3 separate regions of the Homo sapiens genome follow, and regions 2 and 3 are each linked to region 1. Evidence: chromatin loops called from intact Hi-C (ENCODE). Cell type or tissue: endothelial cell of umbilical vein. All regions are shown on one strand.

What was found. Hi-C counts contacts between places; a loop is a spot of excess contacts. Peaks named below come from ENCODE experiments on the same cell type or tissue, not always from the same donor. Only the 100,000 strongest peaks of a DNase experiment are listed, where the experiment ranks them.
Region 2: a loop joins it to region 1, with 3 times the contacts of the local background. A loop is called at or near these places in 2 of 110 quality-filtered maps.
Region 3: a loop joins it to region 1, with 3 times the contacts of the local background. A loop is called at or near these places in 11 of 110 quality-filtered maps.

The regions. Positions count from the first base shown.
Region 1 is chr2:9,812,845-9,815,344 of GRCh38, reverse strand. LOC105373421 (a long non-coding RNA gene) reads left to right here and starts at 628. Exons shown (of 3, transcript XR_007086206.1): 1 at 628-1,125. In endothelial cell of umbilical vein, a CTCF peak has its summit at 1,331 (motif pointing left); a DNase peak (open chromatin) is centred at 1,324.
Region 2 is chr2:10,026,209-10,028,708 of GRCh38, reverse strand. No RefSeq gene overlaps it. Among named protein-coding and RNA genes, the nearest start is that of KLF11-DT, 16 kb to the left of the region's middle. In endothelial cell of umbilical vein, no CTCF peak of the experiment used is centred here; no DNase peak of the experiment used is centred here.
Region 3 is chr2:9,916,971-9,919,470 of GRCh38, reverse strand. TAF1B (TATA-box binding protein associated factor, RNA polymerase I subunit B) reads right to left here. Exons shown (of 15, transcript NM_005680.3): 13 at 360-430. Among named protein-coding and RNA genes, the nearest start is that of GRHL1, 33 kb to the left of the region's middle. RefSeq lists an enhancer at 1,542-2,043. In endothelial cell of umbilical vein, no CTCF peak of the experiment used is centred here; a DNase peak (open chromatin) is centred at 940; H3K27ac peaks cover 561 bases.

The sequences.
Region 1 (2,500 bases):
TCTGGGCTGGCTCTGATGCGGACTTGTCACAAAGGCTTGGGTAAGTGACTTCATCTTGCTAGGGAGAAATGGTCCCTTGTCCCACGTTCAAATGGTCGCCACCTTCCAGCTATAGTAGGATCTAGGGTGGGGGCAGAGCTGAAGGCTAACCCTGGGCCAATGGGTCAACATGATGTCATGTGCATTAAGCAGGAGATTGTCCTTGGGGACCTGAGAAGACGCCTAGGGTCAAAGGAAGCTGATTTTTCTGGTTATTAGAATGGTCCCATTTCTCTGATTTCAGGGACTTCAGAAGACTTCTAGATTTGGTCTCCCCAAAGCCTGAAATGTCACTAGGGGTCACCCCCTTGACTAAGAGTTTGCTTGCTGAGGGCTCCTGTTAAAATGCTCAGCGTCACCAAGCAGGGCTGTTTGCATGCACAACGCCTGCTCATAGACGCACATTCACCTGCAAGCTTCCCTGGCTGTCTCTTAGCAGAGCCTGGACGGAATGGGATTAGGGAGGCCAATTCTGAAAGACTGAGCCTGAGGCCGGGGGACAGGACATTGGGAGGACATGTCCTTGTATGGCCTGCTAGGGAGGGTGTGGCAGACAGTGAGGACAATGGGCGGGCACGCCAGGGCAGCAGACGGTGGCCAGCTGCTCTTGGAACCGTCCCTCTCCAGCCCACCTCTTTGTACCATGCTTCAGTGCAGGACACTCTCACCTCGAATATTGCAGCAGCCCCTTCCCTGGTCTCCCGTAGCGCCTACCCCGCACTGAGGCGTCCCTGGGGAAGGGAGAGGCCAGGCGGCTGGAGTCTGCTTCCTATGGGGGCTGCCCCTGGTCTCCGGCCTTCTCCCTTCTCCTCTCCAGTCCTGCCCTCATAGGTAGCGAGAGGGGTCGAGGGCCTTTAAGAAGCTTCCCGAGATCTTCTGAATCCTCAGCAATCTCCTGCCCTGGCATTCAAGGCCTGCCTGTCTAGGATCCTGTCTCTGCAGCTCTGCCCACGTGACCGTATCCTTGGAAGAAAAAAAAAATGGGGATGCACAAAGTGACCAGCACAGGGTATTCGTGATGACCGGGGAACAGAGATTGAGAAAGCAAGAGCCTTCCTGGCAAATCTGGGTTCAGACGCGGCAGAGGTGGGTACTGTGCCTCCAACACGTTTTCACAGCTCAGTTCTCACGGAGTCCCCATCACTGGGCTGACTGAGCCCCTCATCCTGAAAGGCCAGGGGGCCTTCTTTAGCGAGGCCGTCTCGCTCTCCGGTGTCCCCCTCCGCCCTTGCTGGTTCATCCAGAGGGGCCAGGGCGCTTAGCCCTAAGTGAGGGGTTGACGGCGCCACCTGGTGGCACCGCGCCTCCATCGCGCTGAACGCTGCTGATTCCAAAGCTTCGGGGCTCAGGGTCTCTGATGGGAAGACCTCACTCTTTCAGCCTGTGTGTCCTGGCTTCCCAGGCCATGGCAGTGCTGGGGCACTTAAAGTACCTTTGGGCCTCCACACAGACTTCTAACTCAGGGTGGACAGAGGAGAGAGCATTCTGGAACCTGCTGGGCTGTCCCAACCCCATCCCCTGGGAGTTTCAGCACAGGATGCACTGGGACTGGCCAGGCCTTTGGAGGAAGGGCGTGCCCGGGGGTGAGACCACAGCCCCCACTCGCCACGGCACCCAGGGGTTCCCAGGGAGCCTGGGCAGCCTGTTGGCCAGAGCTTGGGATGGAGGCGTCCCTGGGGAAGGGAGAAGCCAGGCAGCTGGAGTCTTTGCTTCCAGGAGAACCACTGGCAGCCTTCCTGTGGGTGCTGTCCTGGGATCGGGACTGGGCCTGGGTAGCATGCGTCCTGCCAGAGAGGAGATGTGGGCAGAGTTTGGCCAGGCCACTCAGGCATCCCTTTCCTGTGGGCGGGTGGGCTTCCCTTCCTGAGCCCCAGACGTGCGAGATCATTGCCAGGACTTTCTGCCAGCAGCCATGGCAGTGATAGGACACTGAAAGCACCTTTGGGCCCCCACCAGGATGGTGGACAGGGGTCCTTGCCACCCCCTCCTCCCCCACGCTCCCCCCACAGCACTGTCTGTTCCCTGGACGCTGTGCTGAACCTCTGCTCCAGTGCTCGTCTTGGCTCCAGCCTCATAGAATCGCCTTCCCTTTCTTCCCAACCAGCTTCTTCAGCTCGTCTTGGCTCCAGCCTCATAGAATCGCATTCCCTTTCTTCCCAACCAGCTTCTTCAGCTTCTTCTTTCTTCTTCTTCTTCTTCCTCTTCCTCCTCGTCTTCCTCCTCTTCCTCTTCTTCTTCTTCCTTTTTCTGAGATGGAGTTTCACTCTTGTCGCCCAGGCTGGAGTGCAATGGTGCCATCTGGGCTCACCGCAACCTCTGCCTCCCGGGTTCAAGTGATTCTCCTGCCTCAGTCTCCTGAGTAGTTGGAATTACAAGTGCCCGCCACCACGCCCAGCTAGTTTTTGTATTTTTAGTAGAGACGGGGTTTCACCATGTTGGCCAGGCTGGTCTCGAACTCCTG
Region 2 (2,500 bases), 210 kb before region 1:
GAGCATTAAAGAGGGAGGGGAAAGGGAGGGGAGAAGGCGTGTGTTTGCATGTGTGTTGGAGGGGAGGAGGGAACAGAGATCCAGAGGAAAAATGCATGGATCAGGAGGGCCTGGAGCATGAGGGGCCTGGGGGGAGTTGACCTCTCCCACCCCAGCCCTACACAGACAGCGAGTAGGGCAAAGGCCCATTCCTATGGCCTTGCTAAAGAGTTTGCATTTTATTCAGAGAACCAAGAGGAGGCACTCGTGGGCTTTAGCTAGAGAACCGAGGCAATCCCTTTGCATTGTAGGACACTACTTCTGAAGTGGACCATGGCGAGGGGCTGAGCAGGCACCACACTGGGGTTGGGGGCCAGTTTGGGCCTATGGCAGCTATTCCACAAGGAAAAATGGAGGTACACTGGTTTTCTGTGCTGTGTAACAAATAGTCATAAACTCTGTGGCTTAAAACAACACCCATTTCTGATCTCACAGCTTCTGCGGGGCAGGAGCCTGGGCCTGGCCTAGAGCCTGCTGCTGGAAGCCTCATAGCCGGCTGTGGATCCATTCGCTGCCTGTGTTCTCATCTGGAAGCTCCCCTGGGAGGAACCTGTCCTTTCCCTGTGGCTGTGGGCTGGAGGCCACCCCTAGGTCTGCCACATGGCCCTCTCCGTGGGCAGTGCAACCTCAGCTCACTTCTTCCAGGCCACAGGAGACGCGCTCCAGCTAAGCAGTGTGGCCACCGAGTGACATCCCTGTGGCATATCTTGTTGGCTAGAAGCAAGGCACAAGTCCCACCCATGCTCAAGTGGAGGGGCTTACACAGGGTCCAAGATCATGAGATTATCTTGGAATTCTGCCTACGACAGGGGCCTCCTCCCGTGTATTTGTGTACACAGCCCTTCATATCCACAGAGACCTGAGAAGACGTTATACACAGACCCACACACGAGGCTGGCTCTCTTGGCTGGGAAGCGTCTGGAGCTCTCCTCCCTTCCCCACGGGTCCTCGGGGTTTGGAGGCTGCAGGGAAGTTGCATGGAGCTCTTCCGCTCACGTATCTGTTTCTATCCACGAATTCATCTGAGGGCTGAAAGGCCTCATGGGAAAAATGGGACTGAGCTCTGACCACTCCTATCTCCCACCAGTGGCCCAAGTGGGTCAGTCCTAATTCTGCATTCCTCAGGACACAGTGTGGCTGAAGGGTGGGCATGGGATATAGCCAGACCCACAGGGACTCTCCCAGGACTGCTGCTAGGGCTGGCAGGAGTCACAGCCTCTTCCTTCCCTGGCTGCAAGATGTCCCTGGGCCTGCCAGGGCTGTAGGTCTAGCAGACATGGCCAGAGTCTCTCAGCAGCAGGAGAGATTGAAGCCAAAACCACGGGAGAAGCAGAGACAGTGACCTAATGGCTCGCCTGAGCCCCTGGATACGGCCAGGTCTGAAATCCGCAGCGGACTCCCTCATTGGGCTTGGAGGCTTCTCTGTGGCCTTCCCCAAAGGCAGCATCAGGTAGGTGACAATGAGGGTGGCTCATGGGCTCATGGGGGTGTTAGAGGAACCCCTGCTTACCAGGCCCCTGGTTTAATAAAACATGACTAGAGTGACTCCATCTTGAAGTGAGTAGCTAGGCACTCACAAGAATATTCAAGGTCTGAAAATAGCCACATTCTAAGCCGACCACCAATTAAAACAACAAAAATATCATCTGCCACCACGCCTGCAGAATGCCCACATGTCTGGAGAATACAGCCCTCTTTCCTTCAAGATAACATCGATGAGCAAGCTTAGGTTGAAGGATTAATGGTCATCAATAACACCAATAGCCCCGCCTCTAGTGAGCACATCTGCACATTCCAAGTTTCATTACCACTCCTTAGAGTTTCTTTTTCTTTTTGAGACAGATTTTCACTCTTGTCGCCCAGGCTGGAGTGCAGTGGTGCAATCTTGGCTCACCACAACCTCCACCTCCTGGGTTCAGGTGATTCTCCCGCCTCAGCCTCACGAGTAGCTGGGATTACAGGCACGCGCCACAATGCCCGGCTAATTTTTTTTTTTTTTTTTTTTTTTTTTTAGTAGAGAGGGGGTTTCACCGTGTTGGTCAGGCTGGTCTTCAACTCCTGACCTCAGGTGATCCGCCCGCCTCAGCCTCCCAAAGTGTTGGGATTACAGGCGTGAACCACCGCGCCCGGCCTCCTTAGAGTTTCTTATAAGCAGCGACACCAACACAGGACAGTGCACTCCTCCTCCTTCTTCCCGAGGATGCCCCACTCTGTAACAGAGTCGTTTCCAGTAAACTCGCTTCTTTCACTGTGCTCTGTGATTTGCCTTGAATTCTTTCCTATGCAAGATCCAAGAATCCTCTCGTGGGGTCTGGATCGGGAATCTCTTTTCCGGCAACAGGAGCACCCCCCTGGGAAACCATAAGCACATCTTGGGAAAGGCTATGGTTCCCACTGGGAAAGGGAGTGGAGGCTGGCACCATCCTTTCAGCTATCATGCTTAGAAAACCAGCTTTACGAA
Region 3 (2,500 bases), 100 kb before region 1:
TAACAGGATAACGTTAAGGGAAAATGAAACTGGATGAGGTGCATGGGGGAAACCTTACTTCAAAAAGAATGTACAGTCTAAAAGGAATTCTATAAGCAAAGAATTTCCAAAATCATAACGATTTAGGATTTTAGATTTTGGCAGGAACTGAGGCTCTGTTTTGAAGAACGACATATTCCTGAAGTAGATTCCTGCAGAGATTTCTTGCAGAGTATGATGCTCCTTTGGATGTACATGTGCCCTGGAACATTTGTTTAAAAAAAGTAAAAAACTTAAGCATTCAACATTTCAAGTCCAGATATTTAATTTTTCTACAACTGTGTTGCTACTTGGTATTAAAAAGACAAAATTTGACTTACCTCTTTTTTTATATGCTACTGGTTTGTCGACAAATGAGTAGTAGAGTGGCTTTTCACTTTTCCACAGGTACCTGTACAAGGTAAAGAAACAGCTGGAGCAGGACGGAGATGAAACGGACATAAACACATTGTCTGAAGCACTATCTGAGATTTCTGATATTTCGTTATAGCTCTGGCTTGGAATGGCCTACTGGCACATGTCTATATTGCCTATTGAACTTAGGCCCTAGAAGGAACCACTGACCAACAGCCCAGGCCAAGAGAATGGTGTGCTCCTCTCAAAAGCCACCCAGATGCTGTGACATCTTGAAGAAGCTATTAATTATACAAAAAACATAGAAACTGTTTCCTTCACCATAAATTTCCCTTGCTGCTCATTCTCATAAAGTGAAGCTACCTCAGAAACAACTGTTCCTCATTGCCTTTGTCCCAATGCCTTTTTGCTGAGAGTTGTTAGTAGTACTTCTGATTCTGATAACTTACACACAGTGAACAGTAAATGCGTCTCTCTGGCATCTGATGCCAGGAAATCTATTCTATTCCTGGTGTAAAGGAGAGGAAAAGACTGGATTCCAGGATGACACAGTCCCAGTAGTCCCTGTTCTGACTCAGCCTATTCTTGCCAAGGGAAGGATGGCCAGGGAGTTTCCACTGTAAAATGGGGATCCTGGATTGCTCTGGCTCTTGGGGTTCCCTCCAGGACAAACACTAAGAGCCATCTAAGGTTCCTACAGATGAGGGTGATCAGTTCCAGACTCCAAAAGGAAGTGACATGTTCTATTTCTAGTTCTAGTGGCTGTTGCTAAACTTTGCCAAGCAGACGCTGCTGCTCTGGAACAAAGACAACAAGGTTCATTCTTGGTCTCATTTTTATTATTTCTGTGTTCCCTAGAGCAGAGAACTTTCATAACTTATAATAATTTTAAAAATCCACCTTCTTCTTAATCCCAGGCCATTTTCTTATTTTGAAAGACACTGTGGCAACAAGAAAGAGTACTGAATCAGAAGACCTGGCTCCACCATTTTCTTTTTTTTTTTTTGAGACGGAGTCTCGCTCTGTCGCCCAGGCTGGAGTGCAGTGGTGGGATCTCGGCTCACTGCAAGCTCCGCCTCCCGGGTTCACGCCATTCTCCTGCCTCAGCCTCCCAAGTAGCTGGGACTACAGGCGCCCGCCACTACGCCCGGCTAATTTTTTGTATTTTTAGTAGAGACGGGGTTTCACCGTTTTAGCCGGGATGGTCTCAATCTCCTGACCTCGTGATCCGCCCGCCTCGGCCTCCCAAAGTGCTGGGATTACAGGCGTGAGCCACCGCGCCCGGCCGGCTCCACCATTTTCTAGTGGCATGACCTTGAATGACAAATTATGGAGGTTCTTAAAGGCAGAGACTGTCTCAGCCATCCTTATGCCCCTAGTGTTGTCAGGGAGTGGTAGAGAGTAGGAACTCATTTAAACATTTGTTGAAGAATAATTGGGTGAATAAATGAACAAAGAAATGAATTTAGCATCTCTAAACTTATCCTCTACTTTCACAGGGTTATTCTGAAGAATAAGATGCTGTATGTATTGGTTCTTTAAATCCTATACAATAATTAGAATTATTATTAGTACTTGACAAAGTGCCTGGCTAGTAGATACTCAAGAAATATCTGTGAACTTTCCAGAAAAACAGATTAAAAATAGGAAGCCAGAAATACAAATATTTTAAAAATCTGTAGCATCTATAATAATTTCTCACCATTTATTTTTAATACTAGGAAGTAATACGTATATAAAAGCACACATTTTTAACAATATTTTAGTAATATCATTTAGCAAATAATCATTTTAACCGATTTAAGAACTGATTTTTTCAAGAATTTTAAAAAATACTTGATCAAGTCAGTAAAATCATGACTATACATAAAACAGATGTTGACTTTTTATTTTGAATTTCTGCAATGATATTAAATGTTAAGAACAGAAAGGAGTCGGGCGCAGTGGCTCATGCCTGTAATCCCAGCACTTTGGGAGGCTGAGGTGGGAGGATCACCTGAGGTTGGGAGTTTGAGACCAGCCTGACCAACATGGAGAAACCCCGTCTCTTTAGTAAATACAAAATTAGTTGGGCATGGTGGCACATGCCTGTAATCTCAGCTACTTG